2 separate regions of the Homo sapiens genome follow, and region 2 is linked to region 1. A link is a loop called in an ENCODE intact Hi-C map of the cell type or tissue named here. Cell type or tissue: GM12878. All regions are shown on one strand. Each heading gives the region's core, and the rest is flanking DNA. Links, peaks and the distances in the headings are about the cores only.

Region 1 (8,070 bases), core at 1,867-4,366:
AGTAGGTCAAAAATATTTTAGCTAAGATTTCTTAGAAGATGAATTAGAGCAAATCGGTGACGCATCTAAAAGTCTTGCTATCTAGACAACTTTTGGAGAGCTTAGGCTGAACTAATGATAAGTATCTAAATTTAAAATCAGTGAAAAGAAACAAGCCAATATTTAACTTTGTGCGACAAAAGAAAGCATACAGGGAAAAAAACGTATTCATAGCATTACATGACTCAGCATTAAATAATGCTCACACAGTAATACAAAATGCAAGCACTGAATATTGATCTGTTTAAAATTATGATATTGGGAAGATAAAAGCATATGAAGGATGTGAGTCTGACTTGGGATGGGAGGTGGGGAGGAGGAGAGCTAAATTATCATTGTTGTAAGGTTAATTCAAACATATTTAAGTAACTATATATAAAAATATCTAATAAATATTATTTAATATCAACTATCTAATATCAAAATAAACAGACAAAAGACTTAGAAGTGGTTACTTAAGGAGATGGAAGAAGTGGTCAATTTTCTTAAGATTATACACAATTATATATATAACCATCCTTATAAAATTCCTTAACTATATTAGTGTATAACTTAATACAAATGCTTAAAGTAAAAGTAAAGTTGGCATAATCTCACTAGTAATGGCAGGAATGCAAATTAAAAGGAAATAGTATTCCCCCAGTCAGATTTACAAAATTAAAACCTTTGAAATTATAAAGTGCTGGTGAGGATGCATGAAAACAAGTACTATCATAAGCTGCTGCTGATATAAATACAGCCACATTAGAGAGCATTTTGATGACATTAAAATACAACTAAAAAAAAACACATACCCTAAAAGTTGACATAGCAATTATACTGTTAAGTATTTACTCTCAGAAAATCATCAGAACAAGTATACAACAAGACATGTTTTTGCAGTATTTTCTGTAAAAGAGAAAAAGAAAAAACAATTTAAATATCTACCAATAAGGAAATAGATAAATAGAACATAATATGTCTATATTGTGGAATAATCTGTCAAGGGATTAGATTAAATCACTATAAAAAAGAAGCTTTTCAACTTTTTTTTTTGAGACGGAGTCTTGCTGTGTCGCCCAGGCTGGAGTGCAGTGGCGCAATCTCGGCTCACTGCAAGCTCCGCCTCCCGGGTTCACGCCATTCTCCTGCCTCAGCCTCCCGAGTAGCTGGGACTACAGGCGCCCACCGCCACGCCCGGCTAATTTTTTATTTGTACTTTTAGTAGAGACGGGGTTTCACCACGTTAGCCAGGATGGTCTCGATCTCCTGACCTCGTGATCCGCCCGCCTCGGCCTCCCAAAGTGCTGGGATTACAGGCATGAGCCACCGCGCCCGGCCCTCAAATTTTAAATGAGATTTATGATTTAAAAAAAAACAAACAATCAAAACTACATTTTACATTATGACCTAGAACACACATCTATACACATGGATTCCTAAACAAATGCATTTCTATATTTTCCATTCTATATTATACTATTTGTTACTGAACCAAACTTGCATCTGCTCACCCAGTGCAAAGAAGAAGCTCAACACTGACATGGAGATTTGCGGCAAGAGAAAGTGAAGCATCTATTGTAGGGAGCCAAGCAAGGCAACCTGGCAGCTAATGTTTAAGATGCAAACTCCCTGGTGGCTTACAAACGAGGGTGTTTTAAAGGCAGAGGGGAAGGGGGTTTCAAAGTGAGTTAGGAGCCATCATTCTCAGCAAACTATCTCAAGGACAAAAAACCAAACACCGCATGTTCTCACTCATAGGTGGGAATTGAACAGTGAGAACACTTGGACACAGGAAGGGGAACATCACACACCGGGGCCTGTCGTGGGGTCGGGGGAGCAGGGCGGGATAGCATTAGGAGATATACCTAATGTAAATGACGAGTTAATGGGTGCAGCACACCAACATGGCATATGTATACATATGTAACAAACCTGCACGTTGTGCACATGTACCCTAGAACTTAAAGTATAATAATAATAAAATAATTTTTTAAAAAGTGAGTTAGGAGCTAGGAAATTTCTGGAACTTCCTTATCCATTTTTTGGTTCCAGTCTGCCTGAGGTCTATGTGACAACAGTTGACATTTTCCATCAGGTAGGGGTCCTCGTTTCTCAGAAACAACTCGAGGATATATGTCAAGGTGTTATCTTTAGTTTCTATAGCAAAACAAACATCTTGTGGCTCTGGCTTACTGGAGTGGCTATTCTTTATCTTCTTACTTAGTAGGTTATTCATTCACTTCTGTAATTGCTGGCTGTAGGGCTAGCTATATGCGTGAAATTTCCTTCAAGGGACTCAAAATTTTTCCTTTTTCTCCATACTAGGGGTGTGGAGTCTAGCAGGCCCCTACAGGGGGCCTACACCATCTCACATTCTTATTTACTTTATTCTCTTTAATAAAAACTAATACCGTTAATATGACTCACCAAATTGATTTCATAATAAAAATAGGAGAGAGTATAAAGGTCATCCAGGCCAAAATATGCACTATGGTAGCTATTGACCACATATGGCTATTGAGCATTTAACATGCAGCTGGTCTTCACTAAAATGTGTTATAAATGCAAAATACACACCACATTTCAAAGCGTTAAAAAATAAAATGTAAAATATCTCATTAATAATTTTATTGATTATTGCTGAAATATTTTATATGTATTGAGTTAAATAAAATATATTAAAATGTATCTCACCTATTTCCTTTTTTAACATGGCTATTAGAAAATTTAAAATTATGTGGTTTACATTATATTTGTTTTGGACAATACCGGTCTAGATTATACAGACATTGTCCCTCCAATTTCCTTAGCTTATATAATTGTAAATTTACTAAGACTTTAGTGATCTCCACAGTATAAAACATGTAGATTTATAATCCTGAAACTTGGAACTAGAAAATGCTCTCCAAGTTTCATTCCGATAATTTGGTTTCCCATAAAATTGCCCTCAGGGGGGAAAAATGTGTTGGTTAGAATGACATGTATTTCTGATCTGCCTGACAGTTCCACTTTTTATTGTAAATCAGTGAAATGACTTTATTTTTGTTGGTATTTTGTGCCTTTTGTGAGCATGTGTCAGCACCTCTGAATTAATTCTGCTGAATGAATTAAAACAAGACTGAGGAGCTAAATTGAAGACTACGGGCCACAATAAAATCATCAAAGGTGCAGTTCTCAAATATTAATGCTTGAGAATCATCTGATTGGCTACTTGAAACACAGATTGCTGCGCCCCATTACCAGAATTTCTGATTCAGCAAGTCTGGGGTGAGGCCTAAGAGTCTGCATTTCTAGCAAGTTTCTCAGGATGCTTGTCCAGGCATCATAAGCTAACAAAGATTGATCAAAGCAAATGCTTTATTTTAGGAGGGATCTAAGTGGTCAGTTGGTCTTCCTCAGATGATACCACCTGGAGAAGTATCATCTTATTGTGCTTATTGTATTGTATAACTTATTTCAACTTTTGTATCACTAATTCCCTTGTAATCTTTGGTAAATCACTTTATATCACCAGGATTCAGTTTCCTCAATTATAAAATGTGGGATTTCATGTATAGGTAGAGATTTCTTGTTGTATCTCTAAAGATATTTCTATTGCCTCCATTGTCCCCTTCTTCCTTGGAAAAAGAAGCCCATTTTTAGATGGCAACAGAAATAACACTCTGTATTTCCAAGTTTCCCTTGCCTCTCTCTAGACCTGTTAAATCAAATGCAAATTCACGTGCTGTGTGGGACTCTTAGCCTGGCAGATTCAGCTGATGGGTGCTCTCTTCTTGCTTTTTGCCTTTATTCCTTCTTTCAACAGTCATTTTATTTATTATGAAGTAATATGGAACATTGAAGCTATGTATAAAAATGGTAGAGCAGGAGGATAGAAATTTGTCACTGAAAACACTGTGGAAACAACATCCCAGCCCCAGAATGGCCATCTCCAGGTTGACCTTATAAAAGAAATACATTTCCACATAATTTGTCACCATTGTATTTCTCCTATAAACAGCTGGAACCTATTGATAAACTTAAGACAAATGTTCTATTAAGAAGTTAGTCAACATTTTAAAACACAGAATCTCCCATACAGGGTTTCCATTAAACTTGGTAACATACAATACTCTATTATTCTTATACAGATTGAAAAGGTCCTTGATGACATTATATAGCCACCTGTGTTTCCAGAGTTTCTAGACATCCTGTATTTTATGTCTTTCCCAAGACATCCTGGCTTCCATACGACATTATGTTTACTTTTAAAAAACACTTTTACATTCATTATCCTGAAGCCTTTCAAATCACCAATGATGTTCATCTCACATTCATCCATTAAATACTTCTGAGGAACAACTATATTCAAAAGCCCAGGAAAATGTTAAGTTAGAAGCATTTGAAAAGGGAAAATTCAGAAGAACCCATTGTTAAAGGGAAGGAAAAATGTTGCAGTCAGTTACTAGAAATAAAATGAATTATGTCAGTAAACTAAGGAAGAACTATATAAAGGTGAGCAGACTTCTAGAAAGAGACAAAATAGAGTAGAAACTGGGTGTGTTCTATTATTTGACAGCAGCAGAAAAGCAAGCCAAGAACAGTGGGCCTCTTAACCAGCTGAATGAAGATCGATCCAGAAAGGAGGTAAAATTGGGCATAGTCTACATTGCCAGTGGCTCTGCCTATGGAGGCTAGTCTTAAGGCATTGACAATATAATGGTAAAAACATCTCATGATCAACAACTAATAAGTAATTAGAAATGGAGTTACACTTTGCCTTTGGGAAAGGGTCTATCCAGGAGTTAAGATAAAGTTGTATCACAAATGATGAAATATTTTACATTATTAACTATAAAACAATTAGATAAAGTTTCTGAGTTTGGTGTTTATCTTTTCTTCCTTCTTTGGGTTTTGCTTTAAATCAGCAGGTACAGTAAGTCATGAACCTGTATATCCAAGTTCCCACAGATATTGCTATAGGGCCACCCACAGAGGACAATGAGAGAATGTGAAGTCAGCAGAAATATGAGTGAGGTCTTAAGAATCTTGATGTCGATTAAATTTATGCAGACAAGTCATTCAATTTAAAGATGAGGAAACTAAGGCCCAGACAGCCGTGGCTTCTCCAAGGTGGCACAACTAACGAGAGCCACAGCTGGTGCAAGAACCAAGGTTTTCCATCTTTCAAAACAGTTTCACTTTTGCAATACACTGCCTTCCAATGATTTACTCAGTGACTCCATCCATACAAACTTTATTCATCCACATTTGAGAAAGAGGAAATCCTGTAAAACTCATTTATAATCTTATCTGAAGGTAAGAGTGTTATCTCCAGCATATACACTTATATATTTGATCCTTGGAAAACATTCTGGGGAATGAAATAGTTTTTCTGCATTATTTACAGAGGGATCACTTAACAGTGTTTTTTCCCTGGGAAATGCAAATTGAATACTTGCTCTGTAAAAGTTGTGATTGAATCTCTTCCAATCTGGAATCTTCCCTGTCTAATTAAATATTTAATCCCATTATTTGCTGCTTTTAGTGAAAATGGCTGGAATTCAAGCTGCTCTGCAACCTCTCATCGGCTCCCTATGACAAGGAGACATATGCTGATGAAGGTCTAATACAGTTTTGCTAAAGGCTAAACTCAACACATCTGGTAAAGCCTCAGAAGAGTCCCAGCCTCAATATTCTCTTATAATTCTGAGACAGAAGCAGCAGCCTGACATGAGGCCAAGACAAGGGTTGGTAAAATACATAAATATCAACCTCTGAGGAAAAAAAATCAGAATTGTAAGTAACACTTGATAGAGAAAAAAATAATGCCAAGCTACTAACATTTAAACTGTGAATAAATTCCAACATGATTTGCACTTTTAAAAAATGGATATTTTTGTGTTTCTTAAGGAGCTTTTTTCAATTTGGCTTTAGTAACCAACAACAAAACTGAGAAAATTGTGCTGTAAAAAAATATGAACTAACCTCTCTTATTAATCTTTAAAAATACCTGTAGAATATAATTAAATGAGACTAAAACAGTAGTCTAGCAAGCAGCTGGAAGATACTGTTATTTTCTTTGTGTGAAAGTAGCCAGGCATGTCTGACTAAGAAAGACAGAAGGGCTGCAGCATTTACTATTGAAAGAGGAAACGTAAATGGCATCTACCACTGCTGGCTGTGGAATTGCTTGGAATGATATAACACTGAAATAAACAAAACATTTGAATAAACATTTCTTCAGCAGGAAAATTGGCATTATTTGTGAAGTAAATATAGACACACACACACACGCACACACGTGCACCTGATACCATGTAATCAATCATCAAGAAAATTTCCAGATATGAAAATGATTATTTGCCAAGCATTAAAATCTTTTTCATTTATGGAAAAAAAAAAGATATAAGGATTTTCATACCTAAACCACCATTATCTGAATCATGCTCCAGAGTTCAACATTTCTCGAATGATTTTGTGAGAAGTTCCCCCACAAAATCAATTAAAGAACAATGATCTTGTGGTCTAAGAATGATGGGCAACCCTGGGCAACAGTGTGTTGTGCAAAATTCAGTTTGTAATTGTAGGACCCCATGACGTGCTAATCTGTATTGTCTGTTTCAAAAGGGAAACATAACGTTCAGAATTCTCCAAAATTATTTGACTACTAGGCCTGTTTTCTGTGGACTGCAGCTCAGACCTGGGGTACTATGTTCACTTTGTAACAGGTGCTTCATTCTTCCCAGAGAAGTTAACCTTATTTTTGTCATTGGCTTATGTGTATTTAGTGAGTCTCCTTAAAATCTACACAGAAAAAAGAATATTTCTACTTTCTCTCTGTCCATTACTGCACATATGACAACAATAGAAAAAAAGTCACCTTGCCTTTCTTCAAGGAGTGTGAATGAGAGGGAGGACGGATAGTTGCAAAAAGAGTGGACCAAATATATTTTTAGCTCAACAATAGCTGTAATGTTAGTGGGATAATGATTCTTCTGTCATATGAGTACAGCAGAAAAAGAAACTAGGATCTGTGTGTTGGCTGGAGGGATCAGGTTTTGGGATCCCACAGGAGTCCCATTGCAAATAATTTAGTATTTGAATCAAATAGACATGACATACATATGTTCAAATCTGCCTTTCTTTTCTGTTTCACTGACATCCCACATTTGCTAGAGTCTTCAATGCATAGCCATTAGAATTTGCTACGGAAAGAATGTTAAGGAAATTGCTCAAGAAAAATTCTCCTCAAATATTTGGCTCCCTCTTCATTAGGTCAATAACTCAGTTCATGGCACTCCCCCAGTGTAAATGAGACATTTCTATCCACTACTGAAGGCTATAATGCCCATGGCAAAAACTTTATGTTCCCTGTTCACCTGCTGTCAGAGATGTGCAAGTAGTCATCTTGCACCTCTAAAGCTTGAGGTTAGCTCTCATGAGCACTTCTCACTTTCAGAGATCCATAATCAGGCTAAATAGAGCTGCAGTGTGGCTGCCCATGGCACACTGAGGCAGCGCCACTAGGTCAGTGGGCTAGAGGGAAGACATGGAGAGAATTCCAATATCTGAAGCTAATGGAAACCAAAGTGAATCTGGAAGGCCAAGAGATAGCATATGACAGCCAGTACCCACTGATGAAGACCAGAAGAGGTCAAGAAGTAACCATTTCACAAAAAATACATGTAAGTCCTTATACTGCTAGATGCCATCTTTAGAAGAATGGCAAACAGAGGGAAAGATTGGCTGGGCACCAGAGCAACTTTATCTAAGAAAGACTATATGCCATCCATTACATTATTGCACTAAAATATTGTATTAGTCCATTCTCACATTGCTATAAAGAACTACCTGACACTGGGTAATTTAAAAGAAAAAGAAGTTCAATGGACTCCCAGTTCCACAGGCTGTACAAGAAGCATGGCTAAGGAGGCCCCAGGAGACTTACAATCAAGGCAGAAGCCAAAGAGGAAGCAGGCACAGTCTTCACGTGGCCAGAGCAGTAGAGGGAGAAAGTGAAGGGCAAAGTGCTACACGCTTTCGGACAACCAGATCTCGTGAGAATTT
Region 2 (8,070 bases), core at 3,079-5,578, 430 kb after region 1:
TCCAAAAGTGTGCCCAAGAAAGGAAAGGAAATCCCTAAATCTAATCCCAAACAGATTACTTCTAAAGAGTTCCTCCAGTAAATAAAAGAAACAATATAAATTGCAACTTTCAAAAAAACTCTCATTTGTTTATTTTTACACCATTTGTGAAGAAATGTTAGTAAGAGGTAACATTCTGGAGTCTTCCACAGTTACAGTCCTGTCTTAAATCTCAATATGATGTACAACTGTCAAGACCAAGATAGAACTTGACCTAATTATGACAGTATCTTTCCATCACAATAGCACTGATTAAGGGCTTAGTTTACGTTTAGACAATTCTCTACCTTTAAATGGCATTTATATTAATTCATCTTATGTTGCTGACAGAAAAGCTCAGTCATAATGTATTGTCAGGTGTTTTTATCTCATGCAAGAGCTTGCTCTCATGAGCAATTAAAATCTAATTAAAGTCATTAATGTTTATTCCTTTGGGAAATATAGTTATTCATAGACATCAGAATCTTTTATGTTTTCCCACCACTATATAATTCATATTTTGTTTCTCACTTCTAAGACTCTTCAGGAGTTATTTTCCTATCACCCTAAAATAGAAATATACCCTTTGGCATTGTTTTCAACATTTGCCAAAGCTATTTGCAGTTAAATTGAATAAAAAATGAATAATGTGTTTATTAGGAGTCTCAGGAGCAGAGATGCAACTTTTCTCATTATGTTATATTAATGTTTCTGCTCAGCTACATGATAGTAATAATTTTATAACATAAATAGTAGATTAAGTTTTGAAAAGTCATAACATCTACAGGAACATACCTGGACCGGAAATTCTTCCACATAGTGGCAATATCCTTTAAATCAACGTAAAAATACAAATATGGTATAAACTTTTAAAATTTAATTTTCCTGGGAAGTGTTTTTATTTTTTAAAACTAGGATGCATTTTTGTATTGATATTATAATATTTCTATGAACACATTCTCCAATATACCTAGAGGGTCCTTAACTAAATAATACATGTATTAGAAAAGAAAGACAACAAAATTTTTTATACTGTTTACCTATCATTGCACAAGTCATATACTCTATTTCAAAGGACAAATAAGCATAAATGTTAATAGACAATAATGATACAACTTTTTGAGCATTTACTGTGCCCGCCACTGGTTTAAATGTTTCATCCACCTCATTAAATCCTCATATCTTATTAGGATTATCCTCTTTTAACAGGGGAAACTGGAGCACAGAAAGATTAAGTAACTTGTCAAAAGTCAATCAGCTAGTAAATGATGGAGCCAGAATACAGTTGACTCTAGTGCCTGGACTTCCACCATCTTTTCCTATGCTATACTGTCTCCTAAATTCAGAGCTTCTCCCTTTTTGAAGTTGTAGTTATTCAAGTGCTATCTATGAGTTCTGAACCTTCCTGACATTCATTGAATGACTGCTTCTGTGACACTATTGCAAAGTAGTTAAAATAAGTATATATTCAGCCACCATGCCTGCCACTTTACAAACTACATGGATCTAGGCTTGTTATTTAAACTCTCTAAGCCTCAGTTTTTCATTCATAAAATGGTACGTACCTCATAGAGCTGTTCAGAAAATTAAACAAAGAATGCAAGTAAAGCACTTCACTAAATGTCTGGCTCATAGAAAGCAATCGATAGATGTTAACTATTACTATGGCTTTAGTGTTCAAGTGCATGCATAAGGTGCTCTTTTAAGGAGTCAAGAGACTTCCAGGAATCATCAAATAAAAACACAATTTCATGTCTGATACAAGGCTGTGTTGCTTTTGTTTTTGTTTTTGTTTGTTTAAACACTAAAACAGGGAGCCTTTCAACAATGTGGATATTATCCATGAAATAAATAATCAATGATCTTACTGCTGGAGTTGCAGATTTTTCTGGTAGATTAAGAATACAAATTAAATAGGGAAGTAGCTATGCCTTTCAAGCTGTTGTTTTAAAAAAAACAGTACTTCTTAATGGTATATAAGAATAATGGTGAATCAGAAATATTTTGTAAGAATTTTGTAAAAATCTGTAAGACAGTCCTAACACTGTCTTTAGTACTCTCTACTAAAAGCCAATAAATGATACTTAGAAAATAAGGTATTGAAATAACATCCCTATGGTTATGTCCTCCTTGTCTATATGGCAAATATTTTTAAGAATATTTTTACCCAAATTTACTATCCTTTCATCTATGAATGTTACTGTTAGTGGTTCCCAAACTTTAAATCACCCTAAAGATGATGACGATTTTAATCAAGTGAGGTACATTATTGATAAAAGGATTTCAAAAAGGTAGAATTACTGTGATACTAAAGAGTTTTAGGTTTCAGGGTCCCTCATTTGCATGGGGTCCTTCCAAGACCCTGGGATGTTGAGTGGGAGATGCATTTGGTTTGAGTTTAATGTGCATTATTTATGTGGCTCACAGTCACTTCCCTGTATAGTTAAGTTATTGCTGGCTTTCCTAGTATAGAAATGGATTCCAAAAATACTCCTAATGCCCACTGTGGTGAGTTATCCAGCATTTTTTTTGCAAAGGTGAGAGACAGAGTCCTATCATGATATGAATATGCCTATGGTAGTCAAAACTGGAATTATGTGAGAAGAAATTAGATTGTGAATGTATGGAACCATAAGTTGATATGTGGAAAATAATTATACAGATGTGTTGGCAGTTATTTAATAAAAATATAATTTCTCTGAATCTTTCACTGTTTGAGGGTTTTGTCCCAGCTTTTTAAACTATTCAATCGGTTACTTTTTTCTAATTTTAAATAAATGTGGACTTTTATGCTTAACTTTGCATTTGTAATTTTGTATCCTTTTACATAAAAGAGCTCAAACCACATAGGCTTTAGTCCCACAAAACCTGGATCTACCTTGACCATAATATGTAATAGAAGACTGATTATCCTATTTCCCCACTTTTCCCAAATAGAATTATCTTAAGGTCAAATAAAATCTTTCTCACTGCAAAAAAAAAAAAGGCTTCTATGAAAAAATAAAAGTATAAGAGAATCAGAACCCAGCCAAATTAGGAATAGGAAATCTTTAAAAATCCTCATTTGGGCACAGTGGCTCAAGGTCTGGCAGAAGGATCACTTGAACCTGGAGGTCAAGGCTACAGTGAGCTGTGATTGCTTCACTGCAGTCCAGCCTGGATGACAGAGTGAAACCCTGTCTCAAAAAAAAAATTAATTTAAATTTATAAAGTTAAAAAAATAAAAAACTCAATTACTGTTCTTCACATGTCAACATAATGATCCATAAATACATTAATTTCAGCATCCATTCACATAGTCAAGGTATGCAATAATTTTATCTGAGCTAACACCTTTTAAGTATGAAAGATATTAATCTAATTTTAAAATTAGTCTTTTTGGAATATGCCTAGTACCTGAGAGAAAAGGTTGGCACAATTTAACCTTGATAAAGGCACAAAACTATACACACCCATGTATAAATACAAATGCAAAAATCTTCAATTTTTCAATTTTAGGAAGACCAAAGTAAGAACGGCTACAATCCAGAATTTTCCAAAAGCGTTAAATTCATTCCAGGGAAGGATTGCCTGAGTCTATGGCAGTCTTCATTTACTGGTCACCCTAAAATTTCATCTAAAAAGTTTTGGTCAATATTTGAATTGATCTAAAATTTCCACCCTGCCCAGGGAATCCCAGAAGCTGGTATTCATCACCAAACACTTGTATAATATCCATTGAGCATTTTGTTCCAGGCATCATAAGCTACCTAAAAGCCCATCTTGATTTTACAGTAATTGACATAGCAAGTGAAATGATACTGGGCTATTAAGTGCCATATGAAATGTGTGAAAACGTCACTGAATCAATAGATGATATATTCATTTAAACTAACTCCTGGGGCAGGGTGGGGGGAAGGCATTGAATTCAGCATGATGAAAAGATTGTAATTTATTAACTGTAATCAGTAAATGCCCATAAGTTTGGCATTTACTCATACTCTGGCACAATAATAAAGAAAACCATAAAACCAGATTCCCCAAAGGCTAAGTACTTCAATATTTGGCAACTGGGGGCAATAGTCTTACATTTTGCCATGAAACCATTTTCTCCAAGAAATCTGCCGAAAGAGGATATTGGAATTACATAGTATTCTAGCTCCACCAAGTGACAGCTTTATATTGTTACTGCATTGCTGCTACTCATCGGCCAACCTCTGAGGGGTACACTAACAAAATTATACATTCTACTTACAACATGCTCATTCAGCCAGCCAGACTTGAGGGGATTTTTTTCCTATTCAATCATGATGCAAAAAAAATTGCATTTGTACTTCTAAAATTCTAGTCTCAGTTTGGCCTTCCTAATATGTATGTTTGAAATCGAAAATCTTATATAATTATTTGCAATTTATTATGTCACATTCCATTCCAAGTTTATGACTACTTTTGTTGAAAAAGTATGGGATACAATTTTACTATTCTACACAGACATTTGCGTTTTAGAAATTAAAGTTTATGTAATTCAAAGTAGTTATCTTTCTTTAAAAATCTACAAAGAAAACAAGTAAGAATCATGGACATTTTTAAAGAACAGTAATTTTCTGGCTCAGAATTCTTGTTTATAAGCTACAGAATAATAGGAGAGCTTTTTTGTCAAATAAAAGGCTACATTTCTTTTAAAAGTAGCATATGTTCATTATTTGAAATAAATAATTAACTTATGACACAGGAATATATTTTTAAAAGAGAACAAAAAATTTAAAATTATTCATAATTTCTTCACCCAAAAGTATCCAATATTATATTCTAGTGGATAATATCAGGTTATTTGCTAAACATATATTTACATATGTATCGGGAGGTACAAAAATAGCATGCTATAATACAAGCTATTTTGTAGTATGCTTCTTTTTTTTTCTTTTTTTGCATTTTCTTTTCTACATGCACAGCTGTGAGCTTTTTTCTTCATGAAGGTTATAATGTATAATATGGTATTACACAGCTGCATAGTATATCAATGTATGAACATATTCTTACTGTATATCCAATGTCCAATTGTTAAACTTTTTTGTTGCTGCCAGTTTTCCTCTATAACAGGCAACTCTGAATATACAATTTTGCATGATATAGTTTTATTAATATCAGATTAAAGTACCTTTAAAGCAAAAAGCATTATTAACAAAAAAGAATTACTACTTCATGTTTAAAAGGGTCATTTCACCAAAATAACAGAAAAATTTTAACTTGTCTACATCTAAAGCATAACTTTAAAAGCAAAAATTGACAGAACCAAATGATGTTGACATTATATAAGGAATTCATACAGAGAGTTTTACGTATATAGGAAATTATATAAGGATTTTTACACTTTTGATTATTGCTAGGTAAGAGTATATTCTTACCCTCAAAATGGTAAGAATGTAGAAAATTTATATATATACTCAATGTTCATTTATTATTTCATAATTTAAATTTTAAAAAGTAAAAGGATATCCTTTTACCAAACTACAAAAATAAATGGATTGAGAATGAACCTTCTCAGCTGACTAGAAAATTGCACACATTCTACCTCCTAAATCATGTGAAGAAATGAAGAGTTCTCAAGAAACTTAAAGCTAGGAGACTGAAATTGATAAGCACTAGTGAATAGCAGCAGGGACCATATTTTCTGAACCATCCATTATGGGTGCCCCAGATGAGTCCCCACTAAGTAATGGTGTGTATTCCAAATGTTTTAAGTCAATTTTTTGGAACTCAGGATACATTATTCTCATAGAAATAATGTTGCAGACAATGTATTAATAGAATAGCCCACACAAGTCCACTTAACTCATACTATAGATGAATTATATTGTTAACTAACAGGCCCACAGAACCCAACCATCATCAACAGTATTGTTTCTCAGGGAAAATTAATACCAACTTCACCCCAAACAGCATAGTGCTTGTTTCCCCTAATGTAGCTCTAGGAATGAGAAGGTAAACTTTCCCCCACATGCTAACCAAAGCCACAGGGCTGGAATTCCAGTGACTCTAGAGGTTCTTGGAAGGAAATTTAGGAAATAAAAAAGCATCCCACAGTTCTAGCCCTCCCTCACCCACTACCCCAACCAAATCTGCCCAGCTAGACAGTCTCAGACACAACCAATGATAGTGAAGAAGAGTCCTGAGCACACCCAGAAGCTGCAATATCAGAACTTTTCATCCATTCCCAGTATGCTTTGTGAAGAGAGCCTATGGCAACCAGGCCTAGAAATGACTGCTCTGGTCAAGGTTCTTGTCTAAGGTAAGTATTTGAGTTCAGTATTCAATCAAGGGCCGTCTGAACTGTAGCAAATAAATATTACCAATAGGAGATTGGGGGATAGTAAGACATTCCCTTACCTGAAGCAGCAGAGACCAAGAACACATTATTGGGCCAGGGAGGCCCATCGGCCTGTCATTCACAGCACAGGATTGTGGGTAAATGGACTTTCTCTAGATACTCTATAACACCCTTGGGAGACAAGTGGGTGACAGGTACAATCCCTCCATTTTTCACCAAGCGTAAATGAAGCCCAGAAAGTGTAGGTGGCAGAGTTCCAGAAAGCTTTTCAAAAAGTAAGAAGCTAACCTTCCAAAGCCGGCCACTTTTCTTTCTAGGTGAAAAGTCTTGCATCAAGTACAAGTATTTCATGTTAAGACTTGCTAAAAAGTCTTTAGGGATTTGTTGATAAAGCATTGCTCAGGTCTCAGGGGGAATAAAATAGCAAATTATAACAGGGACATTTTGCAAATGTTTCAACTCTCAGCATAGCTAATTATGCTTCCTAGGGCTTTTCCTAGAATTTTCTTGACTATTTGAATTAGTGATAAATTACTTGAATATTTCTTCTGATTACACATGAAATCAAACTTTCTTACTTCTAGAGTTTTTCTCCCTCTACTTCTTTCCTAATTATCTGGACTAATCAGAAAGAACACTGATATCTACTCTGATTTCTAAGAAATATGTGATATATAATTTTTATCCACACGTCAGACTTACCAAATTCATCTTCCAACTCTAGGAAAGATAGTTTTGTGATCTACTTTATGTTCAAATTATCTTTATAAATTATATTTTATTATGTAAGTCCATCTTTTCATCCCAAGTAGGACTTCTCAGAAATCTCCTTGGACTGAAAGAAGTAATAGTTATTGAAATACAGTATTTCAAAAAAAGATGACAAATACACAACATAGAAAAGAGAAAGAGAAAAAAACTGGCAGAATAATAACAATAGAGGTCTCTTACTCTCGTTATTTAAGCCATAGAAATTCTAGTTACACTTTCATCTGGCATCCCAATTGAAGTTCTTTAAGGCATTCAGCATGTCAACCTTCTCAGGATGTTTCTTCATCCTAAGGAAAAGAGTAACGTGCACTTCAGAAGTGTTCACTTTTTAAAAATTCATTTCTGAAAATAGATGCTAGCCTTCTCTGACTTCGTTTGTAGTCAAGTATAAGGTCCTTAACGCTCACTGTCTCCTGGGATAATTAGCTAGACAAGTAATTTAAAGTAACACAAATGCCAAAGAAGAACAATAAGAAAACTGGCCATTTTTGCTGGGTGAGTTATGGCTCCTAATGTCTCTGCTGTCATTTGGAATGTGTGAACCATGCTGGTAAATAAATGAAAAAGCCATAGGTGGCCACACAATCACAATGGTCAGGGGCAGGACAATGAATAAGGGAGAATAAGCTGGATCAGGGAACAAAGAAAGGGACTAGAGGCAAAATGAACTTCTTTCTTTCCATTAATCACAAGACTTTGTGCCTCTTTCTTCTCTATGACATACAATTTCCCCCTAAATCTGAGACTGATATCTAAGAATAAAAAGTGCATTTTAGTCTGGAGTTATTTTGCCACCAACCAGAGGACCAGTCACCCACAGAAACAGGGGCTGCCAGATTCTCACAGCTGCCCAGAATCAGCAGCTATGAAAAAGAGAAGCCTGCTGATTTTGCTGTCCTGTGCAGAAGAGGGGCAGCTTCATTATAGACACCTCCAAGGCAAGTTGGAAGTGAGAATAGGTTGACTCCAAACAG

What was found. Peaks named below come from ENCODE experiments on the same cell type or tissue, not always from the same donor. Only the 100,000 strongest peaks of a DNase experiment are listed, where the experiment ranks them.
Region 2: a loop joins it to region 1, with 2.8 times the contacts of the local background. A loop is called at or near these places in 3 of 110 quality-filtered maps.

What each region holds. Positions count from the first base shown.
Region 1 is chr3:20,649,919-20,657,988 of GRCh38, reverse strand. No RefSeq gene overlaps it. Among named protein-coding and RNA genes, the nearest start is that of SGO1, 470 kb to the right of the region's middle. In GM12878, for the core only: no CTCF peak of the experiment used is centred there; no DNase peak of the experiment used is centred there.
Region 2 is chr3:20,222,048-20,230,117 of GRCh38, reverse strand. No RefSeq gene overlaps it. Among named protein-coding and RNA genes, the nearest start is that of SGO1, 40 kb to the right of the region's middle. In GM12878, for the core only: a CTCF peak has its summit at 4,163; no DNase peak of the experiment used is centred there.